Linked DNA regions of Homo sapiens: region 2 is linked to region 1. Evidence: chromatin loops called from intact Hi-C (ENCODE). Cell type or tissue: Caco-2. All regions are shown on one strand. Links, peaks and the distances in the headings refer to the core of each region. The heading gives the core; the rest is flanking DNA.

Region 1 (5,385 bases), core at 260-5,259:
CTTTGTGGTCAGACGGGTCTGGGTCTGAATTCTGTCTCTGATGTTCTTTAGTGGTGGCCTTGAGCTGGGTGTTTAATTCCTGAGAGCCTCATCGTCCTCATTTGTAACGTGGGGAAAGGAGGAAATAATTCCTAAATTCATAGGGTTGCTGTGAGAATATGAACAGAACAAACATGGAAGCAACACAGGAACTGGGACATGATGGTACTCAGTAAACAATAGCTCTAGTGGTGACGATGATGGTGACGGTAACAGACACAGGTGGTAATAATAATGCTGATGACAGTGGTGGTGCAAATGTCATCATCCAGCATTTGAGGACTTGTGCTGGGCCCCGGACTCTGTGGGATATAAACTGGAAGTCTCAGAGCTGCTGCTTCAAAAGAGAATAACAGTGAGATTAAACTAAAATGCTTGAAAACCTAACTATTTAACTGTTATTAACAACAATGAGAATATTTAATGTTTATTCAGTGTTTGCTATGTGCCAGGAATGGCCACAAGTAGTTTATATATATTTCATTTAATCCTCACAAAACCCTTTTGAAGAACGAAGGATAATTAGCTCTGTGTCAGATTAGAAACCCAGGACTCACAAAGGTGAAGTTCTGGATAAAAAAGCAATTGCTCCCATCTTCTCTAGTAAAACTGAGAATCGCTGACTCCTACCACTGCATCAAAACACAGAGTGCATTGTACCCTATGGTAACAATGGATCACTGTCAACATCTTCTACACATATCAATTTGCGATTTTTTGGGTACCCCCTTGTTCCTGGCAAGCAATATGCAAGAGAGACTAACTGTAACTGATGAGCCCCTGAAGAATAGTGATTCTGTCTGCCTCTGCAATACATAGCACTGGTTATTTCTTCAATCTTGCTATACTTTAAGAGAAAGAGGCAAATCTTAAATATATTTTTGCTCATAAAATAAATCTTGCAAGGGCGCTGTTCTTTATAATGTCAATAATATTCAATGCTTACAGTAATGGATTAAAATCAGTAGAGAAGGTGCTATTATCCTCATCTGACAAAAAAATAAATGGCACGGAGTGATGCAAGACTGTTCTAAAAGCCTAAACTGATATATTTTATATTCTAACATATGTCATCCCTGCTATTGTCTGAAGAAAAAAAAACATAGCTGAGTACATGTTGAAAATGACTTTTTTTTTATTTTAAAGGTTATTTTAGATGCCGCTATTACTTTTAAATGTAAGCATTAGTGGTTGGTGTTATTTACGGTTTATTCTGATGTGCTCATTTTCAGTGCCATTAAGCTATGTTATTATGATCCAGAATGTGTCATGTTATTAATCCCTCCAGAACAGACATCCTAACTTGTTCACAACCATATTCCCAGAAGACCTAAGGCAGTGCTGGTATGATGGTTGCTCTCAATAAATATTTTTTCTGGAAAAAAGAAAGAAATTGTAAATGTCCGATTTAGGGTCATACAGCTGGGAAAAGCTAAAGCAGGGATTCGAGTCCAGAGCATCTAACTCTAGACCCCAAGCTCATAACCACTGTACTGTATTGCCTGCGTCCCCACCAGATGTACAGTAACTATTCTAAGAGGGAAGAGGTCAGGGTGCTCTGAGATGGTGAATACGTAGGGCTTGTGCTTATGGTTCTTATGAGAAATTCACACAAATTAATAAAAGCATGTTTGAGATGCATATCAGGATTTACGCCAGAGATGGCAAACAAATAAATCAGGGAGATAGTTTGCCAGTCCCACACAGTATATCTAACATTTAAGATTGGGAGGTTTTATTTTACAGATACAGATTTCTTCCTTTTCTTAAAAAGTTGATGATCTAGAAAAACTGGATCATATTCCAGATGACTTTAATGAACTGGATCCACTGTTGCCTGCAGCCCACGCGTGTGTTCTTCAGTTTGCCCAGTTCTCAGAACTCCCTGTTTATTTTTCCTGCAAACTTCACTTGTTTATACACCTTGCCTGGCCCCCGTAGATATTTGAAGGGCAACCTCCTGTGGAGGCTCACGCACAGGACTAGGGCATATTTCAGCTTGTAGTTAGCAAAGCAGAGGTCCTTGATCAGTAGTTGCTACCACTGGAGAAAGTGAGGAGATCCTGGACCTCATGTGGACCAGGCCACCTCCACCCAGGGAAGATCAGTCTGTGGCTGCGTCAGCAGATGTTTTCTCTGAGCAGTTCCACCATCCACCATGAACTCCTGACCATCCATTGCCAGTTCTCCTTCCTGCCTTCCTTGCTAGCTGCTGATCATTAGTTCCTTTCTCTCCATTGTACAGCAAGATTCTTACTCACTTCTCTTACCACCTATTGTTTTCATTGTGGGATTCCTGTTAAAGGTGTTCAAAAAAGTTATTTTTTCTTACTTAAAAATACCTTGTTTTCAACTTCCCACAGTAGTTCCCCAAGTTCATGAGAAAGCACGACCATAGCAAGCCATGAAAATAAATATGAGACCTCCCTTTAAGCCCTTTGTTGAAAACTTAGTGTGAGGCAGTTGTGCATAAAAATAGAAGAAAATATCTTTTCTGTATCATACTTCACAATTTTCAAGGCACAATTACATCTACTATCTAATTTGATCCCCCAAACATACCAGTGAGATGGCAGAGTGGAAGTAAGATGTTTATGTTTCAGAGGAGATTTCACCTCAGAACCAAAGTCCACATTCAAGGATCAATGATCAGTGGACAAGAGAATGCGGGTTAGTGCTTAGCCTGACCCAGAATGAATCACCACAAGTACAATGCAGCTCTCACCTAACCATAGATAGTTTACCACTTTATCAGGGACCTTTGCTCTGGAAGAACTGAAACTGAAGTGCAACTGCTGAGGACCTACTCATTGGACTTCCCTTCCTCACTTCTTACCTCTTTCCTTCCTTCTACAAGTGGCTATTGAGTACCCCTATGTGTCAAGCACTGTGCGAATCCCAGGTGACACCATAATGTCTGACTGTATAATGCCGAGAGAAGGTAGCTCAAACGCTACAATACTGCCACCTTGTACTCACATGGCTCTTTATGATTTTCAAAGCCATTTTGCAGCACCCCTGTGTGCTGAGTGTACAGCCATTTTATAGATAGAATTTAAGCTCAGAAAAGCAAAGTGACATACAGCTAGGAAGCATACAGCTAAGATTCAAACCTGGTCTTAACAATGATCTTTTCATTACTGCTACTACTGGCACCTACCAGTACCTGGCACATAGTAGGTGCTCAAGAAATGTATCCTAAACATAAATTACCATCACACTGCCTCTGAAAATGACTAGAAACATCTAACGTAACATTTCTCCTTCAAGGCCAAGAAAACAGGCCTCTCAGGAATCTTTCACACCTCTTGCTCAGTAAAAGCCAACAATGCCTGAAATTAATCACTATTATTTTCACCTAAAGCCACATATGAAGCTAGAGAGATATAAAACAAACACCTCTGCTGAGGAAGATAACTGCAGATAAAGCTTCTTTCTTACATTCGTTGACATTCTTGTTTGCCCAAGAACAATCAGTTAAGGAGGAAATATTTTTCCCTATCTACCTCAAACCAAATTCCAAACCCAAAGTCCAATATTGGATAGTAAGTAGTAAAGCAAGTTGCTTAACCTTTTCATGCTCCTTTTCCCCAGCTGAGTTTCCAAGCCTAGCATGGCAAGGGTCCAAAGAGTCTCCTCTTCAATTTTTCTTCTATGTTGCAATTTGGTGGGAACAGAGGAGTGCGTGGGGAGCAGTTTGATCGGAAAACTATGGCTTGGTTTGGTTCCAATATCAGTACAGAAACAAGGGGGAGTGACTCAAGAACAAATTCTGTGGTTTGAACCTTCCCCATTGGAAGCCTGGCTGCCCACACTCTTCACTCTGGAATGGCCCAAGAGGATCTGCTGCCTGCTACGGCTCTAATTCTAGCCCACCCCTCCCTGCATAGGGCCTAGCCAGAGTCAGTTCTCCCCTCGGGAAAGGGCAATCTGGATGCTGGCAGGTAACAGAGCTGCCATCTAATCCACCCAATTCACAGCCACCTCATTCCTTCTCTACTACTCGGCCCTCATTGTCCTTACCCTGTCCAACCACATCTCTACTGCTCCCAGAATCAATGCGTACACTGGAGTGATGCTGGAAGTGATAGACAAGAGCATAAATCCTGTAAAACATAGCATATGTGGCCATAGGAGAGTACAGCTTTTAGTGGATATTTAACCCTCTAGCCCACTGTCTTTTCCACTCTTACTCCCACCTGTTTCTCTCTCTCCTGTTTAAATCACCCAGTGTTTCTCAAAATGTAATCTCTGGACCAGCAGCATCAGCATTGTGATGGTTAATACTGAATGTCACTTTGACTGGATTGAAGGATGCAAGTATTGATCCTGGGTGTGTCTACGAAGGTGTTGCCAAAGGAGATTAACATTTGAGTCAGTGGACTGGGGAAGGCAGGCCCACCCTTAATCTGGTAGCACCATCTAATCAGGTGCCAGCGAATATAAAGCAGGCAGAAAAACGTGAAAACAGAGAGACTGGCTTAGACTTCCAGCCTACATTTTTCTCCCATGCTGGATGCTTCCTGCCCTCAAACGTCGGACCCCAAGTTTTTCAGTTTTGGGACTCGGACTTGCTTTCCTTGCTCCTCAGCATGTAGACAGCCTATTGTGGGACCTTGTGATTGTGTAAGTTAATACTATATATATATATATATATATATATATATATATGAGTGTGTGTGTATATATGTATATATGTATATATACGTGACTATATATGAATATATTCATATATATATACGTGAATATATATAAATATATTCATATATATATACGTGAATATATATATTCATATATATATGTGAATATATATATGAATATATTCATATATATACGTGAATATATATATGAATATATTCATATATATGTGAATATATATATATTCACATATATGAATTTGTCAGAAATGCATACTCTCAGACCCCACCCCAGACCCACTGAATCACTCAGGGTGGGGCCCAGCCTTCTGTGTTTTAGCCAGCCCTCTATGTGACTCTGATGCACACTCAAGACTGTGAACCACTGGTTTAAACAATTTCTCCCTTCCACTGGGTATTATTCTTCTAGATCTCCTTACTGGTATCTATCTTCTCATACTTATATAAATGGACAAATATTTTGTAATCACACTAATAGAGTCTGCAAACTATAATCTTCCATATGAGGTGAGAAGAAATGTCAGCCTCTGAAAATTCAGCTAAAAGTAGCCAGTAAGGTGTCATGAGTTCAGAGAACATGAACTCTGATATCAGATGGCTCTGGGTTCAAGTTCATCAAATGTTCAAATCCACCACCTGCTGGCTGTGGGATCTTAGGCTAATTATTCACCTTCTGGACATTGCCCAT
Region 2 (5,385 bases), core at 106-5,105, 100 kb before region 1:
ATGTTTTCCCATGTTGTTGAGTATGGGAGTAAGAAAATGCTTGTCCTTAGCGAATACTTTAAGAGCAATTGTTCTGAATACAGAATGAGGAAACTGGAGTTTAAACTTTGCAGAGCCATTGCTAAGAACATCTCCTTCCTAATGATGCCTTTCTTTACAGAGCCTCATAGAGTTCATACAGCTCTTCACAGAGTTGGCTTCAAAAGTGGTCCCAGAGATGAATGGGCAAGCCACTGTTGCCAAGCCTGCTGAGAATCTGAGATGTCAAAGTGAAGTGGCTTTATAAAAGACACTTGTTTCTGCTTAGGTTCTAAAGCATCTAAAAGAGGAAAGAAAAGTTACCATTTAAAGCCAGAAACTTGACTGCCTTCTTTTTGCAGGCTAGGGGAAAGCAGAATCCACCTCAGGAGAAAAAGCTTTGTATTCAGGAAAATGCCTTGCTGGAACTATTTAGGTGTGCAATGTGAGCTGCTGCCTCTTCCCAGGCATCATATTTCTCAAAGGAGAAACAAAAACAGCAATATCAGTGCACTTAACATAATAGGAGAGAAATTTGGGAATGAGGACCCTGCAAAAGACAAAGAGGGAAATCACAAGAAAGACCAGGAAAATAAAAGGAGACAGATCTGGGAGGAGAGACAGCAACAAGGAGCTGCCAGAGGCAGCTGGTGGACCAACCATTGGCTGCGTGTCACCCTCGGCCACTCCTTTATTCACAACAGCCTTGGGGGGAAGTGGAAGGAATTCAGGGACAAGTTTGGGAAAGAAAGTATGCCACCCTTCTACTCTCACAGAAATACTGACAAAGCACTGTGGAAACATTAAGAACCAACCAACTAGCCCTTTCTTGGAGAGTCTGGGCTTCACCAAGAAGGTGATGGAAGGGAAGGTGCTTACCCACTTGGGCAGAAACAGCAGGCAGGGCATTTCTCTGAGGGTACAGCATATGCAAAGGCTTGGAGGTCTGAAGGGACCTGAGGAGCTTAGACAAAAAGCCAAATTGTGGTAGCTCTTTTTAATCAGGCTAAAACATGTTTTTCTTTACTGTTAAAAAGTGAGTAACTAAAGAAGGAATTTAGGCAGGAGAAAGACAAACAGATTTGTGTTGTACAAAGACAGCTCGGGTGTGTGCCTTCCAACCACTTATTTACTCAACAAATATTCACCAAGCTCTTTTGTGCTGGGGCTATGCTAGGCACTGGCGATGTGGTGATGAATTAACAGACTAATTCTCGCTTTCATGGCACTCACAGCTTGGTTAGAAGATAGATGTTATAAAATAGTCACAAAAATTAAAGTTTAATTTTAAGTGGTGGCAAATGCTATGCAAGGAGTGCTTTGATGGAGAATTAGAAGGGAGACCTAACTTTGATTGGGCCTCAGGAGGGAGTCAGTTCATTTAGGGCCACCCACCTGAAACTTGACAGATGAACACACATGAGCCAAGCTAGAAGGGATATAGGGGCTACATACCACCTGGGGAGCTAGAGGCTGAACAGTCAATCAGGAAACTATTCTGAAGGTCCAGACAGGTTCCTGAATTTTCATCTACAATTCAGGGGTTTGTCTGTGTTGGTGTTTAAAGCCACCTGTAGCTCTGAAGTTCTACAGCAAGTAAGCATCTGCTCACATTAGGCTAGGAGAGGATTAGGAAGGAAATGAAAGATATGTAAGATAGGGGTCCTCAACAAACAGTGACTGTCCAACAAATTGAGCTTTTGGTAGAGATTCAGAGAGTTTAGCTGTAGGGATGTATTAAACTTCATAGATCCTTGATAAAATTCTTACAGTACTTTTAGTTGTTTCTCACTGAAATGTTAGAACCATGTACCACTCCCCAGAACCCAACTTCTGTTTCTTAAAGTTTCTCCTCCTGTATTCCCTCTTATTTAGGGCTCTCCAGTCACAAAGTATATATGTGTATATATATTTGAAACTTACAATGTCTAATACAGAATTGAACACACACTACACATCATCATCATCATCTTTATAGTAGAGATAAAGGTGTTATTAACCAGCCAAAGAACTGCCATGTAATTGGTGACCACCAATAACATACAGGGACAGTGCCTTGCACTCAAAACTATTTGGATGGATACATGAATATACAAATGAACTCTGCTTCAAAGTGTTCAACTGAGAAACAGTACAACACCTGCCACAATCTCTCTAAGGCTGTGATACACATAAAGTGTGATTCTGTGCTGTCCTTAAGTGCTTCCACTCATGTGATAGACAAAAGGCAGGAGGTGTTCCCACTCATTCCCTACACTCTCAAAACAATTCTTGTTCTGCCCACTCAGTTTCTCTTCCCACCCCTGATAAGCTCCAAAGAGCTTCTCTCCCTGATTTTCTGGGCTTTTATATTCAGAACTGGGAGAAAATTGAGCAAAAGAGGTGAAAATAGGCTTTGGCCAGGCTTGAGGGAATGGAGCAAATTTTATTTTTGTTCTTTTCATATTTATGGGCCACTTTTTCAGTAATTTTTATACTTTTACATAATAGTATCACATCATAAATTCTACTTTCTTTATGGGGGCCATTTTAAATAAATCTTTACTTTGTTGGTTTGCTTACCTTCACATCCCCAGGAAAAGTTTATTGTCTGTCCATCTGCGCATCTGTGTGTATGCCTGTGTGTTTGTCTGTCTGTCTGTCTCCTATCTTCTTTTGGGCAGAGCAAGCTGCCAAAGAAGCTGCAGTAAGCAAGGGGAGAGGAATGGTGAGAAAAAGGGAATTTTAAGCAGGGTTACTCTAATACATGAGTCTTCTTTAGAGCATCCAAGAAAAGCAAGCAAAGGAGATCCGCTATTATGAAATTCCTCCTCGGCTATTGGACTGTTTGAACAATGAGGACACAGCTCTGAAACAGGCTAAGGGGAGACTGCTCTGATTCTCTAGGCAGTGACTGCCTTCTACTTGGTCTCCTCCTGACTGCTCTTCTACTTAGTGATGACAGATTCTAATTTCAGAAATGTAGACACAGGAGCTGAAACAGGTGCAGGCCTAGACTCATGGAGAGAAGGTTTAGGGAGGCACATTTAAGCTCAGTGCATTTACAATTTTTCTAACAAGTGGAAGTAATCCATGAAAGAGTGTGTACCCTGCCAAAGTGTTAACAGCACTGATGAAATAGGTCTCATTGTAGGTGGCTAGGCTAAATAATACCTAAGGCCCTCACCTACACCAAAACGCCACTGATTTAGACATTCACTAAACACACATTGCATTGTATGGAGACATGTTCAACCATTGTGCAAACCCAAGATGGGGCCCTTGTCCCAACCCCACCTCAGTTCTCCAGAACCCCAAGTAACCTGGCTATTTTTCAAGCTGATTTCTCAATAATTCTGATGGGAAGAATGTACTTTTCCAGATTCCATTTTTTCCCCACATACCAAAAAGACTTGTCTAACCTGTCAGCCTATAACTACCACCAAACTCAGCATCAAGGTTTATCTTAACTTAAAAAAAAAAAAAAAAAAGACAAATACTTGTGCAGTTCAAGTGCAATACAAATAAAACTGGTTACGGGGCAGTTCAAACGATTTGGAAAAGGCTTCCTTAATATCTTGGAGAGGCAGAAGTTCTGTCAGTGACCACAAATTGAGTTCATACTACTCTTCAATACTTTGGGCATGGCAGAAAAATGTTAAAATGCAAGATTAGCCTGCCTTTGGGTGACAGTATAGCATCTGGCTCTACCCTCTGGGAGGTTCTTAATCTTCCATTATTGTCCTTTGCTGCCTCTGAAGTGGGTATTGTGGCATATGCCCTCCTTACTAGCTTTCTGTTCAGGGAAGTTTGAGGGCCAAGGGTCATTTTAAGTTCCTTGCTTTTTAGACAGATACAACTTTGTCAAAAATTCAGTAGACTTCCCATGTATTTGCTTGCATTTAGTCCCATCTGCCAGTAACATCTACAGGTTTTGTTTGAGATATGGCTTTCAAAACTGCTTTATTTCTTTGTGGATGCCTTTGAACTTAATGGCAACACACCAAATCCAATATTAGCCCCGAATCATTTGAATCATCTGTTTCTGGGCATTTGTTATTCACGGCTATTTTATATCACATTTCTCACAGTTTGTGGTTCAAATGCAGTGGGTTTTCCAATCTTTTAACGCCTCGCATTTCTGGACTCTGTGGCCTTTGATTTGTACCAATTCGTTCTAAAGTGTGTGCATGTCTCCCTCCCTTTTTTAAAATAGTACTTTGCTGACTGCAGCCAATAGTGGCCAAACCATACTACTACTTTATATCTTCTAAAACACTCCCCTTGAGCTGCCATCTCAGTACTCATGTGGTTCCTTTTCTAAATTATCACAGGTGAGAGTTCCTACATTTTTTTTCTACTGACTAGCATCAGCTCCACGTTTTTAGTCTCCATTACCAATTTCCTCTGCCTGTCACCTGACTGCTAAGCCACATACAATGGGGCTTTGTTATGGTAGCCGATACAGTTTGGATGTTTTCCTCCTCCAAATCTCATGTCAAAATGTGATTCCCAATGTTGGAGCTGGGGCCTGGTGGGGAGACATTGGATCATGGGGATGGATCCCTCATGAAGGGCTTAGTGCCATCCCCTTGGCGATGAGTGAGTTCTTGCTCAGTTATTTCACATGAGATCTTGTTTAAAAGTCTGGGACCTCCCCACCCTCTCTCTCTTCCTCCTGTTCTCACCATGTGATATGCCTGCTCCTGCTTCACCATGACTGTAAGCTTCCTGAAGCCTCACCAGAAGCGTAGCAGATGTTGGCACCATGTTTGTGTAGCCTATAGAACTATGAGCCAATTAAAACTCAATAAATTACACAGTCTCAGGTAATTCTTTATAGTAATGCAAGAACAGCCTAACACAGCAACACCCATATGTGGCATCATATGCTGGTTTTGTCATTAGCTAGTTTATGCTACAGAAACAAGCTCACCCCTCAAATATCTGTTTATTAGTATTTAAAAGCTCATTCTTTACTCAAAGTCCACCATAGGTCTAATGACTTTCTATGACACCTCCCTTCCAAGTAGTGATTCAGGGATCCAGGCTGTTTCCATCCTGTTAGTATGCAACTGGAACACATGGCAAATGGAAAAGAACGCTGAGATCATCAAGTAGCAGCTCTAAAATGCTTTGGAAAAATGGTTACATGAAGTCACTTTTCCTCATAGCCCTTGGCCTTGCCAAACAGTCCTTGCCTGTTTAGTGAATAGCAAATGTCTCTGGTACACATACTAAATCAAACTCTGAGAGTAGGGTATGAAATCTTCATTTTAATACATAACCCAGTGTTTGAGAACATTTGTTTTCAGATAGGTGATGGTATTCCTGTGCAATTCATAATAAAAGTGAAGTTCAGAAATGTTGCAAATTACCCAAGTTCAC

The links. Peaks named below come from ENCODE experiments on the same cell type or tissue, not always from the same donor. Only the 100,000 strongest peaks of a DNase experiment are listed, where the experiment ranks them.
Region 2: it touches region 1 in a loop (2.4-fold over the local background); 1 of 110 quality-filtered maps calls a loop at or near these places.

What each region holds. Positions count from the first base shown.
Region 1 is chr5:143,567,757-143,573,141 of GRCh38, reverse strand. The region is part of intron 1 of LOC105378209 (a long non-coding RNA gene); the gene reads right to left. Among named protein-coding and RNA genes, the nearest start is that of MIR5197, 110 kb to the left of the region's middle. In Caco-2, for the core only: no CTCF peak of the experiment used is centred there; DNase peaks (open chromatin) are centred at 2,791 and 3,661.
Region 2 is chr5:143,669,893-143,675,277 of GRCh38, reverse strand. LOC105378210 (a long non-coding RNA gene) reads right to left here. Exons shown (of 3, transcript XR_944377.3): 3 at 1-2,699. Among named protein-coding and RNA genes, the nearest start is that of MIR5197, 7.3 kb to the left of the region's middle. In Caco-2, for the core only: no CTCF peak of the experiment used is centred there; no DNase peak of the experiment used is centred there.